Linked DNA regions of Homo sapiens: regions 1, 3 and 4 are each linked to region 2. A link is a contact called in ENCODE Hi-C data. All regions are on one chromosome and are shown on one strand. Each heading gives the region's core, a stretch centred on a gene start or an enhancer-like site at or near the end of the contact. The rest is flanking DNA. Distances are from core to core; before and after follow the strand shown.

What was found. Hi-C counts contacts between places; a loop is a spot of excess contacts on that map. Pooled maps may share reads with other maps.
Region 1: a loop to region 2 is called in a pooled map, with 31 times the contacts of the local background. The contact joins the promoter of NTAN1 here to the promoter of VPS35L in region 2. A Hi-C loop is called at or near these places in 5 of 50 pooled maps.
Region 3: a loop to region 2 is called in a pooled map, with 14 times the contacts of the local background. The contact joins the promoter of CEP20 here to the promoter of VPS35L in region 2. A Hi-C loop is called at or near these places in 4 of 50 pooled maps.
Region 4: a pooled map shows a loop between it and region 2 (37-fold over the local background). The contact joins the promoter of USP31 here to the promoter of VPS35L in region 2. A Hi-C loop is called at or near these places in 6 of 50 pooled maps.

What each region holds. Positions count from the first base shown.
Region 1 is chr16:15,054,815-15,057,514 of GRCh38, forward strand. It overlaps NTAN1 (N-terminal asparagine amidase), which reads right to left and starts at 1,260. Exons shown (of 10, transcript NM_173474.4): 1 at 1,077-1,260. The coding sequence starts at 1,157. It also overlaps a transcript of PDXDC1 not described here. RefSeq lists a silencer at 631-815.
Region 2 is chr16:19,554,409-19,557,108 of GRCh38, forward strand. It overlaps VPS35L (VPS35 endosomal protein sorting factor like), which reads left to right and starts at 1,295. Exons shown (of 31, transcript NM_020314.7): 1 at 1,295-1,338. The coding sequence starts at 1,322. RefSeq lists enhancers at 890-1,369, 929-1,891, 1,750-1,979.
Region 3 is chr16:15,887,197-15,889,896 of GRCh38, forward strand. It overlaps CEP20 (centrosomal protein 20), which reads right to left and starts at 1,407. Exons shown (of 5, transcript NM_144600.4): 1 at 1,362-1,407. The coding sequence starts at 1,389.
Region 4 is chr16:23,148,096-23,150,795 of GRCh38, forward strand. It overlaps USP31 (ubiquitin specific peptidase 31), which reads right to left and starts at 1,357. Exons shown (of 16, transcript NM_020718.4): 1 at 543-1,357. The coding sequence starts at 1,175. RefSeq lists silencers at 498-727, 858-957, 1,058-1,107, 1,258-1,357 and an enhancer at 1,538-1,757.

The DNA.
Region 1 (2,700 bases), core at 10-2,509, 4.5 Mb before region 2:
TCTGGCGACAGACCAATAGAGAACAAACAAGCAAACAAAATAATCACAAACTGTACAGCTGTGACAGATGAAACCTCTAAATGCCTTCCCCAACCCAACACACTTGGTCAGGTTCCTGTGCTTCCCATCTCAGAGTGAAAGGGGACGCTTTTTCTTTATGGTACTTAACAGTTTATAGTATCTGAGCCTTCTTCATCAGAAACCATTCTCCCTTCTAGACTATAAACACTCCGAGGGCAGGGACAGTGATCAGTACGTTGCCCAACAGATATTAGGGGCTCGATATTTGACTCTCAAATCAAGGAACTGATTGATTCCCCTTTAACAGGATCTATGGCAAATAGGACGTCTGCCCCCGCCGCCACGCCCCGCTCTTTTTAAAACCTGAGAACCCCCTTGCCAACAGTCCCTGCATAAGCGTGGACAAGAGTTCAGAGATCTATTTGAGCACAAAAGCAGAAAAAACAAAAACAAAACCCGTGCATCAGGGCGTGGTCCTATGGCCCAGCTGCGGAAAGCAGGGCTCTCTCTCCCGGCTAAAAATAACTCGGCGCCCTACGCCCCGGGGGTAGGGGAGAGAGAGGAGGAAGGACTGGGGGTCCCCGCCAAGATCCCCCAGGCCAAACGCTCTCCGAAGCCCACCCTGGAATAACCTCCTGCTTCACGGGGACGCAAGGACGAAGCAACGTTCACCGCAGGCTGCGGGTCCCCGAAGGCGGGCGGCCGGATTTGCCTAAACGGACCCAGCCCTATGGGGGCTGCAGCCGCCCCGTCGGGGAATGGGGGTCCCGGCGTGTCCCCGAGCCGCAGTGCTGTGCGACCTTGGGCAAGTCACCTAACCTCTCTGGGCCCCCGTCCCCTCCCTTGTCAGAGAGTGGCCTCCGGGGCAGCCCGCTGAAGTCTAAAGAAGGCAAAAACTCCCCGACCCCTCAAGGGGAAGACGCGAGCCGACGGCCGGGGCTCCGGATGTGCCAACAGCGCCAAGTTTCAAGTCTGTGTCGCGTGAGGGGGGCGCTAGCCCGCCCTGCAGCTTCCCCTCGGGCCCGCCCCGAAGCCCCGCGCCGCGCCCCACTCACCTCCAAAGGCGGGTGGGCTCGGACGAGGTCCCCGGCTGACTGCGGCAGCCGCACTCGCCGCCCCTCGACGAGCAGCGGCATCGCGGAGGCGGCCGCCCAGGCAGGCCCAGGGAGGCGGCGGCCCCCCGCTTTGCAGCCCCGGGCCGCCCGCCGCCCCCGCCCCTCGGGCCGCGCGTCCCGCCTCGTCCTGCCCCGCCCCACCGCGGGCGCTGCCGGGAAGTGGAGTCCAGGCGGAGGCGGTGCCGGCCGAAGAGACTGGAGAAATCCAGGACATGGCCGCAAGGCCTCACGGGAAATGTAGTCCAAAGCCAGGAAGTGGCCCTGGAAGCAGCGCGCGGCCCGCCTCCTCCGCAAGGGGCGCTGGGAAGTGTAGTCCCAAAAGCGTGGGAGTGAAGGAGCGGGGAAAGGAGAGCTGCCAGGGAGCAGCTGCACCAGCCAAGAGAGCCTCCGGGCGAGTTCCTGGGGCGGGTTCTGGCTCCGACTGCTGCGCTTTAGGTCATTGCTCCACGCTTCCCAGGTGTGTGACCTTCCACAAGCTTGAGTTTGGGACCCTGCTGTGCAGCTCCGTAGGATTGCATTCAATGAGTAATAATAAACCTAATCAGGCGGGCACGGTGGCTCACGCCTGTAATCCCAGCACTTTGGGGGGCCGAGGCAGGAGGATCGCTTGAGGCCAGGAGTTCGAGACCAGCCTGGGCAACATAGTGAGACCCACCCTCCCCCATACCCTCGTCTCTGCCAAAAATTTAAAAATTAACTGGGCACGGTGGCATGCACCTGTGATCCCAGCCACTCTGTAGGCTGAGGCGGGAGGATCTCTTGACCCCAGGAGTGGGAGGCTGCAATGAGCTATGTTTGGGCACTGCAGAGGGACACTCTGTTTCTGAAAATAATAAAAATAAATGTAAACGGTCTTAAACTGAGAAAATAGATCCTGAACTGTGCTAGCCCCACGTACTAAAGAGATCATCGATTAACACGTCGTGATTGGAATGCAATAGGCCACTCACAGGTGGGCTGGGAACCGTGGGGGAAGGATTTGCGGATACTGACTGCAGAGCCCCTAATCTGAGGACAGGTCCCCAAGGTGAGAGGCGTCTCACCGTGGAGCTCTCTTCTAAAACTTGGAAATATTGCTCAAATTCATCCAACTCTGCAGCACATTAACAAAAAGTAATTTTACAAAAGATACAGAGGAGCCACATGATACAGCAGAAACTTTATTAGAATTTTATCATCTGTATTCATCGTCTTCTTTCATAAATCTCCCCCTCAGCTTACACACCCCGTTCAACAAAAATACCAGGAAATTTACTAAAGAAATGACTGTAGAAGATGGTGTTCCCATCGCCAGGTTACCCAACTTCTCACCCAAAATAACTCTATTTCTAGCTACCAGGAAATTATTTCTCTGTATTATTACACCTACATTTCTCATTTGTCCTTACAAATGTAGGAGCTACTATCAACACCTCATTTGTCATTTGTCCTCACAAATGTAGGAGCTACTATCAACACCTCCGTTATAACAGATACAGTAACTTGCTCAAAGTGGTAGAAATAAGTAGTAGAACGAAGACTGAACCTAGCTTTGCATGATTCCAAAGGCAGTGCTCTCCATCAC
Region 2 (2,700 bases), core at 45-2,544:
TGCTTTCCCGTGGCCACCCTTTAACCCTTGTTCACTTCCAGTGTTGGGAATAGCAGGTACGAGTGGATATACTTTCCTACTCATACTGAGCTGAACACTGGAGGGCCCGTTCTGGAGATGATCCTTTTCCCTGTCATAGGTCACCATCTCATGAACAACCACAGACCACCACCCCCGAATGAAAAGTAAGAGTTATAAAAACATCGAATGCTTTCTCTCTAAGGGACCATAATGGATATCTAAGTAAGTTATAAAAGTAATAATTAAAAAAAAAATTTTTTTTTGAGATGGAGTTTCGCTCTTGTAGCCCAGGCTGGAGTGCAATGGCGCAATCTCGGCTCACTGCAACCTCATCCTCCCGGGTTGGAGCAATTCTCCTGCCTCAGCCTCCCGAGTAGCTGGGATTACAGGCGCCCGCCACCATACCCAACTAGTTTTTGTATTTTTTAGTAGAGACGGGGTTTCACCATGTTGGCCAGGCTGGTCCCGAACTCCTGACATCAGGTGAACCACCCACCTCGGCCTCCCGAAGTTCTGGGATCATAGGCCTGAGCCACCGCTCCCGGCCTAAAATAATTTTTAAAAACGTTCTGTGGTCGAAATGGATATCCACCTTCCTAGAAACACTGCTTTGCCAAGTTGGACGAAATGCGAACCCTAATTTCCCCACGTGCATTAGCTGTAGTCAATCATATTAGATCTAGGGCAGCCCTCGGTTGCTAGTCGTGGGAAGGGCATTCTGCAAGTGTCTAAAACCGCCCGCAAAGCAGTGGGTAAAGCAGCGGCCTAGAGGGGGCATGGCTGTCCCACGCCAAACAGCGTATTAGCCGCAAAACCAGGTACTGGCTGAACCTCAGTTTGCGTCTTCGCTCCGCCGCCTTCTGGAGTCCTTTCTGCCCCTAGAGGACGCAGGTGAGCTAAGCAGCAGTCATGCCCTTTACCATCATGACGCCCGCAGGCGGGACCACCCGGCACTGTAGACAGCTGCCCTTTACAATCATGACTCATAGAAACTACGGCACTCTGGCCGTGGCCGACGTTGCTCCTCCGAAGCATGGCGCCGGCGGGAGTTGTAACCCGGGCTGTCCGGAGCGGGGAGCTGCCCCTCACAAGCATGGCGTCAGCTGAAAATGAAGCCTGTGCTGTGCGGAGCGTCGCCTGCCCCTCACAAGCATGGCGTCTGCAGAAGGTGCTGTGCGGCCGCTGCGGGGCGGCCAGCTGCCCTTCACAAACATGGCGGCCGAGGGGTGCGGGGAGTGGCGGGGTAAGGATGGGAAGCCGAGCAGACGGCCCCAGAACAAGCGGTCATGTGACTGGGAAGATGGCCGTCTTTCCTTGGTAAGGAAGCAGCGGCGGGTGGGCTTTGGAGAGGGGCTGTCCTTACTTGTGATGGGGTCGGCCTGGGTCTGAGAGTGTGAATTCCTCTCTGTCGGGTTCTGGTGGTCGACCGGCCACCCCCAAGTTGTCTTGACCGTAGAATCCCTGGCCGCTACCGCGGTCCAGCGGAGCAATCTGAAGCCAGACTGGCGGGTTCTTGGTTCTCTCCCCGTCTGCTGCCTCTCTGCGCCTTCCACGGGCCCCTGTCCATTCATTCCCTAAAGAAAACTTGAGTTTCCAGGCTTCCGCGTCCCCAGAAGTTGGCGCGGGTTCTGGGGTCGCTGGATGAGGGTAATGGTGGACTCAGCTTTTAAAGTCTGGACGAGTCGGGAGATCTGGCTGTTGGTCAGTTTCCTCAGCTCCTCTGTTCACCTGGAGACTTGCTTTTCTCATCTGTAAAATGGCCGCCATTCATCCTATCCTAGGCACAGCCCTCAGACTTATTCCTTGGCCTCAAGGAGCTGACAGTATAATGGGGCAGACGCACAGTAGAGGGATGTCTAAAGAAGGCATTCGGATGAGGCACCAAGAAGGGAGTGATTATCCCCACCAGGGGGCTAGGGGAAGGCTTCAGAGAGGAGGAGTTAAATTGGGTCTTGGAGGATGAATAGGAGTCCACCATAGGGAGGGCGTGGCGTGTGCCTGGTTGGCAGGCCCGTAGGTCCCTTGTGGTTGGAGTAGCTAGGAATGAGTGACTGAAGCTTCAGGGTTCAGCAGGTGGTATGTGTGTGAGTGAAGAACTTGAGGAAGTTGTGTTGTTGATGATAGTGGGATTTGGGGACGGGGAATCTCTCCTGCATCTCAGAAAGCGAGATAATTTACTTTCTCTTCAAATGATGTGAAGTAGCTTAGATTAAATGAGCAAATGAAAGACCTTAGAAATAATCAGGTACAACCTTCTGCTTTTGAGCTTGATAAACACTTCATTTTGTCTTATTCCTTTCATTTGCCCAACACTTAAGAGACTGCTTCCTTGACACGCTACATCAGCATTGAATGCCTCTGAGCACTTCCACACCCTGAGGTTTTTTTTTTTTTTTCAGTTAATAGTCATGCTGGCTGGGTATGGTGGCTCACGCCTGTAATCCCAGCACTTTGGGAGGCCGAGGCTGGCGGATCACCTGAGGTCAGGGGTTCGAGACCAGCCTGGCCAACATGGCGAAACCTAATCTCTACTAAAAATACAAAAATTAGCTGGGCTAAATTAGTGGTGGCACGCACCTGTAATCCCAGCTACTTGGGAGGGTGAGGCAGGAGAGTCGCTTGAACCTGGGAGGCGGAAGCTGGAGTGAACCGAGATCATGCCACTGCACTCCAGCCTGG
Region 3 (2,700 bases), core at 157-2,656, 3.7 Mb before region 2:
CAAGTGTACCTTTAAATCCTCTGAAAATGTATGCAATATTACATGTGATGTGTATTTCCCTGGGAACAGCATCTGTAGACTCGTGAAGTCTGTTCTTGTGGACAGATGCATGCCTGTTCTGTTTTATGATTGTTCACCAGCCCTGTCCCCAAATACACACTTTTATACACGTCTCCTCCCTAAAATATCTAAGAATTACTAGTTTAAACCCTGGGTTCCCTGCAAAGTGGAACTGGTTTTATTTTTTGGACAGCAATCTTGCTCAGTGATTAAGACCTGGCGCTCCAGTGCGTCACAACTAGGTTCCCATGCTGTGTCTCTTTCCAGTGAAATCACTTTGAGCTATTTCACTTCTCAGTACCTCGTTTCCCAGTCTATGAAATGGGCATAGGGTTGTTACAATCAGGTAACACACAGGCTGAGTTGAGTAGTGCCTGACACATGAGGCTCAATGATAACTATTATTACTATTACTTGTCTGGACATTTGCTTCAAAGTAAACAGCGTACAAATGTCATTAATGACTCAAACATAACTAGCTTAGAGTATCTTTTCCTGAAAAGACAGGAGAATGGCCAGGCCAGCAAACTTTTTGCCTCTAGTTTCTTCTGATGAAAAAGGGGCCAGGCGCTCACACCTGTAATCCCAGCACTTTGAGGGGGCCAAGGCAGGAGGATAGCTTGAGACCAGGAGTTCGACAGTAAGACCCCGTGTCTACAAAAAATACAAAAATTAGCCGGGCGTAGTGAAGAGCCCCTGTATTCCCACCTGCTCTGGAAGCTGAGGTGGGAGGATAGCTGGAGTCCCGGAGTTCGAAGCTGCAGTGAGCTGTGATCGCGCTACTGCACTCCAGCCTGGGCGACAGAGAGACCCTCTCTTTAAAAAAAAAAAAAAAAAGCAAGGAGGGGAGGGCTACTTAACAGGTTGTTGTAAGGACCCAACGAGACAACCAAGCAAATTGTTTAGGGCAGTGCCTAACCCAATAGGGGTTGTGGGAATTGTAGTCATCAGCCCTGAGTGCCAAGCCTGGTCCAAGTCCTCCAGCCCCCGGCAGGGTCCAAGAAGATGAGCCAGGGGCCCAAGATGCAGGCCTGTAGGCCTCTTAGATGCCTGAAGATTACGCAACTCCTCCTTTAGCTCCAAACTGGCTTAAAACTCGCCAGTGGGCAACCTCTTCCCCATAAGAGCTCCCCGCGCACGGGCCAAGACAGCAGCCAGACGCTCCCCGCAGGCCCTCACACCGAAGAATGACGCCTGTAAAAGCCAACCCATGTGTTCCGCGCGCTCTCCTCCCATCCCATCCTTTCCACAAGATGAAGGCCCGACGCTTCCCATGTGGAGGCCTCCCTGCTCGCACTCACCAGCCTTCAACTCTGCCACAGTCGCCATTTTTCAACGGCCGCCAGGGCCGCACCGCGGCCCTGCGCACGCGCAGCTCCGCCCCACTCACCCTGCGGCGTGGTCTGTAGCCAATAGGCGCACAGCTCTCGCCCCGCCCACTTCCGCCCCTCTCAGTTTATGAGCTCTGCGGTTGAGTGGGTAGTGAATGTCGACCAGAGACTCCACCAATCAGCGAGCGCTCTCGGAAGGCCCAGTTGAGTGAGACGGCAGGGAGGGCGGGGACTGAGGCAGTGGAGAGCCCTGTGGGGTGCTGCTGGCACCTTAGTGCTTAACTTTAGCCAGCTGAGTTTTTCATTGTCTCTGCAGCCTCAAGTACCAACTGCTAGTAGTTACCACCTATTAACCCTGCGGTTCTCAAACTTGAGCATGAATCCTCATCACCTCCAAGACTTGTTTAAACGGATTGTTTGCTAGTCCTCCCCATAGAGTTTCTGATTCTGTAAATCTGGGGTGAGGCCCTAGGATTTGCATTTCTATCGAGTTCCCAGGTGGTACTGGTACTGCTGGTCGGTCTGGAGATCACACCTCGAGAACCACTGTATTAAGCACTTACTGTGACGCCTTAGCGCATTATTTCCTTATGATCACGCCGTTTTTACAATGAAGGAAACAGAGTCCTCCATCGCTGAAGAGACTTAACCAAGGTCACCAGCCTGTCCTCTTCCACTCGCACTTACACAGTGCATGTAAGGAGTCCAGGAGCTTTTTATGGAACTAACTAATGAAGGAATAAGCTCCAACATCCCATGGAAGTAAAGGAAAAGGAACAGGGGAATAATGTACCCTAAACTGAGTGTGAGGTTGCATGATTCCAGTTGTAATGCCGGTGAGATCCAAACACTTGGCTAAATAATAAACATCGATTAGACGTACACCTAAGAGTGGCCGGGCGCGGTGGCTCACGCCTGTAATCCCAGCACTTTGGGAGGCCGAGGCGGGCGGATCCCGAGGTCAGGAGATCGAGACCATCCTGGCTAACACGGTGAAACCCTGTCTCTACTAAAAATACAAAAAATTAGCCGGGCGTGCTGGCGGGCGCCTGTACTCCCAGCTACTCGGGAGGCTGAGGCAGGAGAATGGCGTGAACCCGGGAGGTGGAGCTTGCAGTGAGCCGAGATGGCACCACTGCACTCCAGCCTGGGCGACAGAGTGAGACTCCGTCTCAAAAAAAAAAAAAAAAAAGTACACCTAAGAGCTGCCAGGGCACGGTGGTTTACGCCTGGAATCCCAGCACTTTGGGAGACTGAGGTAAGGAGTTCGAGAACAGCCTGGCCAGCCTGGTGAAACCCCCTCTGTACT
Region 4 (2,700 bases), core at 107-2,606, 3.6 Mb after region 2:
CAGGTTGAACCCTATAAAAGTGCCAATCTGTAAATAAAAAACGGTTAAATATGGGTAATTCCACAGTGTTCGATTTAATATATTAACTTGTTTGCAGCTCACAACCACCTTACAAAGTAGGTCCCCCAGATGAAGAAACTGTAAGAACAGAGAGGCTGCTTAACTTACCCGACGTCACATTGCTAGTAAGTGGCAGAACCAGGATTTGAACCCATGCTCAACACTCCCACCCCACAAAAATGCAAGTTCCATGAAGGCGGATAGTCTTGTTCATTGCAACGTCACTCCCATTGCCTATTATCACAGAGTATGGGCACGTATGTAGTAAGTTCTCAATAAATACATGTTTGAGTGAGTGAGTGAGTGAATAAATGAATGAATGAATGAATCTCCTTAAAATCACTGGTCGACTGCCCAGACCACTCGGAGCAACCAATGCAGAAGCCTGCCGGGCCAAGAGGAACCGAGGGAAGGAAGACCTGGGCGGGCAGGTGCCCCAGGGGCTCGGGGTGCAGTGGGGGCGCGGCGGCGCGCGGGCTCACCTTGAAGTCGCGGCTGTGCTGCGGGGTGTACTCCAGGGTCCAGAGGGCCCGCACCAGGTGCGCCAGCTGCTCAGTGACCTCGCCCTGGCCCTGCGCGCCGCGGCCCGCAGGCTGCTCCGGGTCAGGCGAGGGCTCGGGCCGCCCCGCCCGGTACTGGCCCAGCGCCAGGTACTCGGCGAAGAGCTCGGTGTTGCTGAGGCACTGCAGCGTGGCGTTCATGAAGCACGTGTTGCCGTGGTTGCGGAGCCCCGCCACGCCGGGCACCGGCTCGGCGGCGCAAGCGGGCGGCGCGGGAGAGGCGGGCGGCGGCGGGCACGGCGGCGGCGTGGGCGCGGCGGCCGGCCCGGGCGGGAAGCAGCTGCGGAGGCCGCCGCGGTCTGGGGCGGCGCCCTCAGAGCTAAGGTGCGAGAGCGTGGACAGCGTCTTGAGAACGCGGCTCATGAAGCTGCCCACCGAGCGTGCAGAGGAGGGCGAGGAGGGCGAGGAAGGCGCGGCCGGCCCGGACGCCCCGGGGCCCCCCGCGCCGCCGCCGCCAGCGCGGCCGCTCCGAAACAGCCGCTTGCTGAAGGAGCGCTTCTCCTTCCCGCTCGCCGCCGCCGGCGGCCCGGACCCAGGCGCCGTTACCTTGGACATGGCGGCGGCCGCAGACACTCATCACCGCGCCCGCCCGCCCGGCCCGCGGCCCCGCCACGGCCGCCGCCGCATCCCGCAGCGCCGCGCCTCACCGGGCCCGGGGGCTCGACGCCCCACACACCTCAAAGCGCAGCCGAGCCAGCGAGCGAGCGGCGGCCGGCGGGGCCAGCGGGCGCGCGCGCGGTCCGCCCAGCTGAGCCGCTCACGTGACGTGCCTCCCGGCGCCGCCCGCCCGGCGCTGAAGCCGCCTCGGCCGCCATGTTCACTGTGGGACGGTAGCTGCCTCTCCAGCCGGACGCGATGCCTGGAGGCTGCGGGCGCGGTCCTGCTGCGTGAAGCCCGAGGGAGGCCATGTCTAGTGTGGGCGCCGTCCCGGCTTGGAGGAAAAGGCTGGGCTCCCGTTGGATGGTGGATCCCCGGGGTGGGTCTCTGTCTTTGCTGGTCAGATGGCAGAGGCGGGAACGTGCAGGAATCAGGATGCTGTCAGTTACCAGACCGTGCAAGAGCTGGTGGACATGGCCCTGACAGGTCCTGGGCAAGTCAGCCCTGTCTGGCTCCCAAGGGACGTTGCAGATACCTACCCTCTGGGTGCCAGCGGAGCGCAGTCACAGACCCTGGCACGTCCCAGCGGGCTTTTCTTCCTGGCTGCACCTTGGAGTCCCAGCGAAACGCTGTTATCATAACTACTTTCCTTTTCATTCCAGCCTTTAAAACTCCTCCGGGCTCTCCCATCATTCATCATTCCATTCATTCATTCACTCACTCATTCATTCAGCAGTTACTGGGGATATTGCAAAGAATTAAACCTATTAAATTAGAATCAAATGTCATATCCCCAGCGGATTAAATTAGCACGGTTTCTACCTGCCCTCTTGCAGCTTACATTCCTACTGGGTGTTTACAATAGCTGTTGTGTTCCACACATTATGCCAAGCATGCAATATTTTCTTTAATCTTTAATTCACCGTCTTTGAGATTGGTACAGTTCTTATCTGATTCAAACCCAAGTTTTATTTACAACCCCTATACTTGACCTCTAAACCAAAGGTCACGAATCCACAAATATCACAGGTCACAAACCCACAAATGAGTGAAGAATCCTGGTGTTTGAATCATCATATTGACTTTCAAGTGACTTGGGTCTCAGTGTTGGGGGAAATATAAGGAATGATGGGGACTATAGCAGACTTCAAATTAACATCTTTCTAAAGAGGTGGCTGCCACTCAGCTCCAGCCAGTTGTTCCCATGTGAGAACAGGAGCTCAGCGTTACCAGATCATCTGATGTTTTAAGAGAAGGCAGAAATCCTATTTTTAAACGTTGGTTCCATTAAAAAAAAAATAGTGCAGGGAGCAAAAAATAGTACATCTTTGGGATGCCTTTAGTCCAAAATCAACTAGTATATGACCTCCTCTCTATAGGCTCCCCTCTGCTAAAAGGGCTAGTCTGAGTCCTGAGGCAGAAGAGAGAAATCAGAGAAGGGAGAGCCCTTCCTCCTTTTTAAAACATGAAGGCCACCTTACAC